Linked DNA regions of Homo sapiens: region 2 is linked to region 1. A link is an interaction called in ENCODE POLR2A ChIA-PET data of the cell type or tissue named here. Cell type or tissue: Caco-2. All regions are shown on one strand. Each heading gives the region's core, and the rest is flanking DNA. Links, peaks and the distances in the headings are about the cores only. Region 1 overlaps LMBR1 (limb development membrane protein 1). Region 2 overlaps PAXIP1 (PAX interacting protein 1).

Evidence for each region. Peaks named below come from ENCODE experiments on the same cell type or tissue, not always from the same donor. Only the 100,000 strongest peaks of a DNase experiment are listed, where the experiment ranks them.
Region 2: POLR2A ChIA-PET joins it to region 1 with 9 read pairs; 1 of 35 experiments calls an interaction of 5 or more read pairs at or near these places.

Annotation. Positions count from the first base shown.
Region 1 is chr7:156,885,130-156,888,047 of GRCh38, forward strand. All of the region lies in intron 1 of LMBR1 (limb development membrane protein 1), which reads right to left. Among named protein-coding and RNA genes, the nearest start is that of LMBR1, 6.6 kb to the right of the region's middle. In Caco-2, for the core only: no CTCF peak of the experiment used is centred there; a DNase peak (open chromatin) is centred at 1,468.
Region 2 is chr7:154,951,741-154,954,658 of GRCh38, forward strand. It overlaps PAXIP1 (PAX interacting protein 1), which reads right to left. Exons shown (of 21, transcript NM_007349.4): 16 at 2,515-2,683. Among named protein-coding and RNA genes, the nearest start is that of PAXIP1-AS2, 25 kb to the left of the region's middle. In Caco-2, for the core only: a CTCF peak has its summit at 1,447 (motif pointing left); a DNase peak (open chromatin) is centred at 1,451.

The sequences.
Region 1 (2,918 bases), core at 324-2,823:
ATCACCTGAGGTCAGGAGTTCAAGACCAGCTTGGCCAACATGGCAAAACCCCATCTCTACTAAAAATACAAAAATTAGCCAGGCATGGTGGCAGGCGCCTGTAATCCCAGCTACTTGGGAGGCTGAGGCAGGATAATCACTGGAATCTGGAAGGCGGAGGTTGCAGTGAGCCAGGATCGCTCCACTGCATTCCAGCCTCGGTGACAGAGCGAGACTCCGTGTAAAAGAAAAAAAAAAAAAAGTCCCAGTCAACCCCAGACTTGGTTCCAAAAATATTCTAGCCAAGAGGGGAGCTTAAGCCATACCCAGGATAAGGAAGAATTTAGATTGCGCAGCCAGGCCAGGCATGGTGGCTCACACCTCTAATTCTAGCACTTTGGGAAGCTGAGGCAGGAGGATTACTTGAGGCCAGGAGAGTTCAAGACCAGTCTGGGTAACACGGAAATAACCCGTCCATACAAAAATGGCCAGACGCATTGACTCACACCTGTAATCCCAGCACTTTGGGAGGCCAAGGCAGGAGGATCACTTGAGGTCAGGAGTTTGAGACTAGCCTGGCCAACATGGTAAAACCCTGCCTCTACTAAAAATTCAAAAACATTAGCCGGGCATGGTGGCAGGCACCTATAATCCCAGCTACTGGGAGGCTGAGGCAGGAGAATCACTTGAACCCGGGAAGCAGAGGTTATCGTGAGCCGAGATTGTGCCACTGCACTCCAGGCTGGGTGACAGAGACTCCATATCATAAATAAATAAATAAAATTAGCCAGGCATGGTGGTGGCACCTGTAATCCCAGCTACTCAAGAGGCTGAGGCACAAGAATTGCTTGAACCCAGGAGGTAGAGGTTGCAGTGAGCTGAGATAGTGCCACTGCACTCCAGCCTGGGTGACAGAGTGAGACTCTGCCTCAAAAAAAGAAAAAAAAAAAAAAAAAGACTTCCTTCAAGTAGGAAGATCTCTTGAGCCTGGGAGATAGAGGCTACAGTAAGCCGTGTTTGTGCCACAGCATTCCAGCCTGAGTGACGGAACCACACTCTGCCTCAAAAATAATTTTGTAAAGAGTCACAGCCTACAAGGTGGCAATCCTGATAGCTGGGAAGCATCCTCCCGCAGAGCACAGAAACAGACCTTCAAGGGAGGATAGAACAGGGATTTATGCTGAACGGGTTGGCCAAGTTTATATATTTAACAGGTTATAGGAGGAGCTATGAATATTCACAAAGTGGGGGAGGTCATGCACATGCAGGCTGAATAAACATGTATGTTACATACTTATCCATATTCACTTGTGGGTGGAGACTTAACATCTAAAAGGATTACAATGAGGCCCTGTAGTCAGATGGCGAAGCAGGGACATGAAGGCACTGAAGTGCACAGCCTCTGTAAACTGGCCAGAACCAGTTCATGCTCAGTGCTCTTATCAGGAGAAAGTTACTGAAATCAGTCTCTTGTCCAATCAAAGCTATAGTTATGGCTTGTGGAACAGGAGAGTGGGGATCACTTAGGGTCTGGCAGTGAGTGAGCTGCAGTTATCTTAATATTGCTTATCTGGAGGCCAGTGCTTGTTTAGCCGCTAGAAAAAAAGAAACACCTTGAGGCAGTTAGAACCAGTTTATTCTTTAAGGGGATGCTTTACTTAACCCTTGCCTGGCATGGCCCTACATTTTGTTCACAGTTGGGTATTTTATTGCCACAAAGAGTCTGTTCTCTCAGTCTTCAGATCTCTATTTTAACATTAATGCTGGTCAGCTGTGTTTAAACCTCAAAAGGGAGGGGGTATACTGAGGCGTGTCAGATGTCCCATCCCATTCTGGTTGGGAATTCAGTTTTTAAGGTTTCCTGGGGTCCCCTTAGCCAAGAGAGGGTATACTCAGTTAGCTGGCAGCCTTAGGATTTCATAGCTAGCTCTCAAAAGAAAGGAAATCAATCATTACTACCTGATACTAATAGCCAAAGTCAAATATGATCACTAAAGCAACTGACAAGAGAACTATGAGATATTCATAATACAAAAGACAAAATTATTACATGAGTATTTAAAAGTTAAACACTAGGCTGGGCGCGGTGGCTCACGCCTGTAATCCCAGCACTTTGGGAGGCCGAGGCGGCAGATCACGAGGTCAAGAGATTGAGACCATTCTGGCCAACATGGTGAAACCCCGTCTCTACTAAAAGTACAGAAATTAGCTGGGTGTGGTGACGCTCGCCTGTAGTCCCAGCTACTCGGGAGGCTGAGGCAGGAGAATTGCCTGAACCCGGGAGGCGGAGGTTGCAGTGAGCCTTGAGATTGTGCCACTGCACTCCAACCTGGCGACAGAGTGAGACTCCATCTCAAAAAAAAAAAAAAAAAAAAAAGTTAAACACTATATTGTACAAAAAAATTAATTCAAAATGGATCAGACCTAAACCTAAGAGCTAAAACTATACAACTCTTAGAGGAAAACCTTCATGATGCCAGTTGGTGATGATGCCAGTTGGTGATGAATTCTTGGATATGACACAAAAAAACACAGGCAACAAATGAAAAAATAGATCAATTGGACTACAAAATTAAAAACTTTTGTGCATCAAAGGACACTAGCAATAGAGTAAAAAGGCAACCCTACAGAATGGGCGAGAAGTGTTTGCAAATCACATGTCTGATAAGGGGTTAATATTCAGAATATATAAAGAACTCCTAAAACTAAACAACAAAAATCAAGCAACTCAATTCAAAAACAGGCAAAGAACAGATATTTCTCCAAAGAAGATGTCCATATAGTCAATAAGCACATGAAACAATGCTGAACTTCACTTATAATTAGGGAAATGCAAATCAAATCCAGCATCAGATACCATTTCACATCCATTTTAAAAAAAAGAAGAAAAACAGAAAACAATGTGTGTTGGTGAAGATGCGGAAGAACCAGAAACTCTG
Region 2 (2,918 bases), core at 233-2,732, 1.9 Mb before region 1:
AAATTAAGTAAATTGGTCATTCACTAAATTGGCTGCTTGGCAAACTAATTTTCAAAGAATTAGCATGTTCTTGGTTGGAAAAGAAAAAGAATAAGCAAAGTCAGAAAGTAACAAAAAAGATCTCTAAAGCTGGGTGTTGCCCAAAAGCAGCCGATGGAGCCAACCAGAGGCTGGAACATTACAGACCCGCTTTCCCCACCACCCAAGCTGGTGTATGCCATGCTCCCACAGCAGAAGCTAAAAAAGTACACTTACTATTTCTATTAACGAATAGACTATCTCCTTCTAAACTGTATAACATTATATGAAATTGGAAGCTAAAATGTTTGTAGTAATTGTTTCTACTATGTTCTTCTTCTGCCTTCATTGTTAAGTTTTATGTTTCATTAATACCTTTTTAGAGTCAAAAAATTTTCAAAATTTCAATTAAAAAAATTTCTAAATACCACTTAGTACATGCGAGCCGCATTATTTCACAGATTCTTTGCTAATTTTCCTCCCCTCTGAAATTTATTTATGAACCCACAATCAGTGTCTGTGGCACTTCGGTGGCCATTTGTGGACGTACGTGGACTGGAAAAGATTCAGTCACCCACATGAACGTTCCTAGCCGGGAGGAACAAGGCCATGCCTTGCCTTCCTGTTCCAGCTGAAATGGTGAATAAGCATCCTTTTTGTGATCTATTTAGTGCTATTGCTTTCAAATTTGTGTGCTTTATGTTGGTGATTTTGCTGTTTAAAATGTCCACAGCCCTAAGTGCAAGAAGGCAGTGATGTGCCTTATGGAGAAAATATGTGTCTCAGGGAAGCTTCATGCAGGCGTGAGTTACAGTGCTGTGGATCATGAGTTCAATGTCAGTGAATTAACAATATACATTGAATAAGGTACCTTTAAACAGAAACACACATAAAACAAGGTTATATATGATTGGCTGATGAAAATGTAGTGAACAGAGGCGCTCAGGAACCTAACCCCGTGTTTACCCAGAGACTACAGTACAGCATTCACTAACTCAGTGTCTGTGCAACTTTATAGAGCATAACTACCTGTATGACAAGAATTGCCTGAATATCATAGTTGAGGATTTAGTCTTTCCTTCAGATTAATGATTTATTCTTTCCTGAGTCTTACTGCCTTAGATATACAGAATCATAAAATTTTAACTTTACTTCTAGCTTTGCTATAAACAGCAATCTTAAGTATCTTTATTTTTCTGGGTCTTCTCATCTGTAAAATTAGACTACATGAACTTTAAGATATATACACTTCTAATTTATTTACATAAACATGAATTATATTTAAAATCTGTGGCCAAAAATGTGACATGAATCTAAAATATTTTAAATTTAAAAGATGGATTTAATGACGACTTGTGTCTGTTAAGTGATAAATAAGGTGAGTTTAGCCACAAGAGTGTAACGGGACCTAGTAGCGCCCCCTGCAGGCCTTGCTTGCTCCACAGCCACATGACTTGCTCTTCCCTTTGGCAGCTGTATCTTTCTGCTTAAGGGGTCGGGGGCGAGGGAGGCATAGGTGAGAAAGTGCGAGAACACGTCAATATAGGGCAAACAACTGGCACAGAAAAATGAGCATGTGGATGCTCTAAATCAGGGGCTGGTGATCAATATCATTGCTACATGATGGAGTAGCCAGGGAGCTCAGTTTTAGTGCCAGTGTGGTTGGGGCAGAAAGACCAAATGAGAAAAACGACTGAGAATTCAGTGAAGCTTGTCATGGGGCATGTGTCTGAGCCTTTCAACCCAGACAGGGCCCAGGGGAGGATGGAGGACACAGCTGGGGAAGCTGAGAGGTGCCTGACCTAGATGACGCACTGGGGACACCAACCCTGCAGACACAGGGTGACACCACTCCTATGCAGGACAGTAAGGGCACATAGCTGCCCTGGCTATACAACCTCCATGAAGAAAAAAAATTGCTTAGAATTTATACTTATTTTATACCTAGCAAGGTTCTAAAAACATTTAGGTGTGTATCAATCTAAGAAAAAACTATCCTTTACATACCATGTCTAAATGTGCCTGTTAGTAAAAGAATTTCTCTTTGGGGGCTCTGAACAATGGAAGATGGGCAAGAGGACATAGATGTCTTTCCCTCCTTATATAAACTGATATTCAAAGTGTATTTGAGTAGGACATTTACATACACCTGCTCTCTTTCCAAATAAAGAAAAAAATACTTCCCTGCACTTTGAAAAATCTCATTTTACAGCCAGATTTCCAAACAAAATATACTAACAAGAAAATAAAAAGAGGGATATAGAGGTTGTTTTCCCCCTAATATTGTCCAATTTACCAAAACTTTTACACCTAGGGTAAAATGCAAAGACATCAATCAAAGGAATCACTGGGGATATGAAATAAATTTTTAAATTTAAATGAATAACTATCACATAGTTTAAAAATTAAATATTTGTTGGGATGAAAAGAGATGAATTCAAGAAAAAAAAAAGTTTATTTGGCATTAAAAGCAAAGTTACTGGCGCTGCTCCTTACCAATGAACTTCTGACACCTGAAGCATTCTTCCAGCCACTCTGGCGTCACTATGTGCTTCACGACAGAAATCGCCGTCAGGAACTTCACGGTGCGAGTCACTTTGCTGGCAATGAGGTGTGTGCACTTCTGTGCAGACTCCGCAACCTCTCCACCAAGAATGTAGAGCTTCTAAAGGTCACAAACACAGGTCGGAAATGAAAAAGTTCAGCATCCACAGAGCCACACTGACACAGAGTAACACAGAGGAATATCTACCTAAAGACAAGGTTTATGACTGTAATTCTCAGCCACAGAAAACAGTGTGACAGGTAAAACAAAACCTGTAACTACAAGAGAAAAATAAAAAAGAGAATTTATCATTTACATTTCTGTAGTTCAATTCCACACAAATCAAGATTAAAAC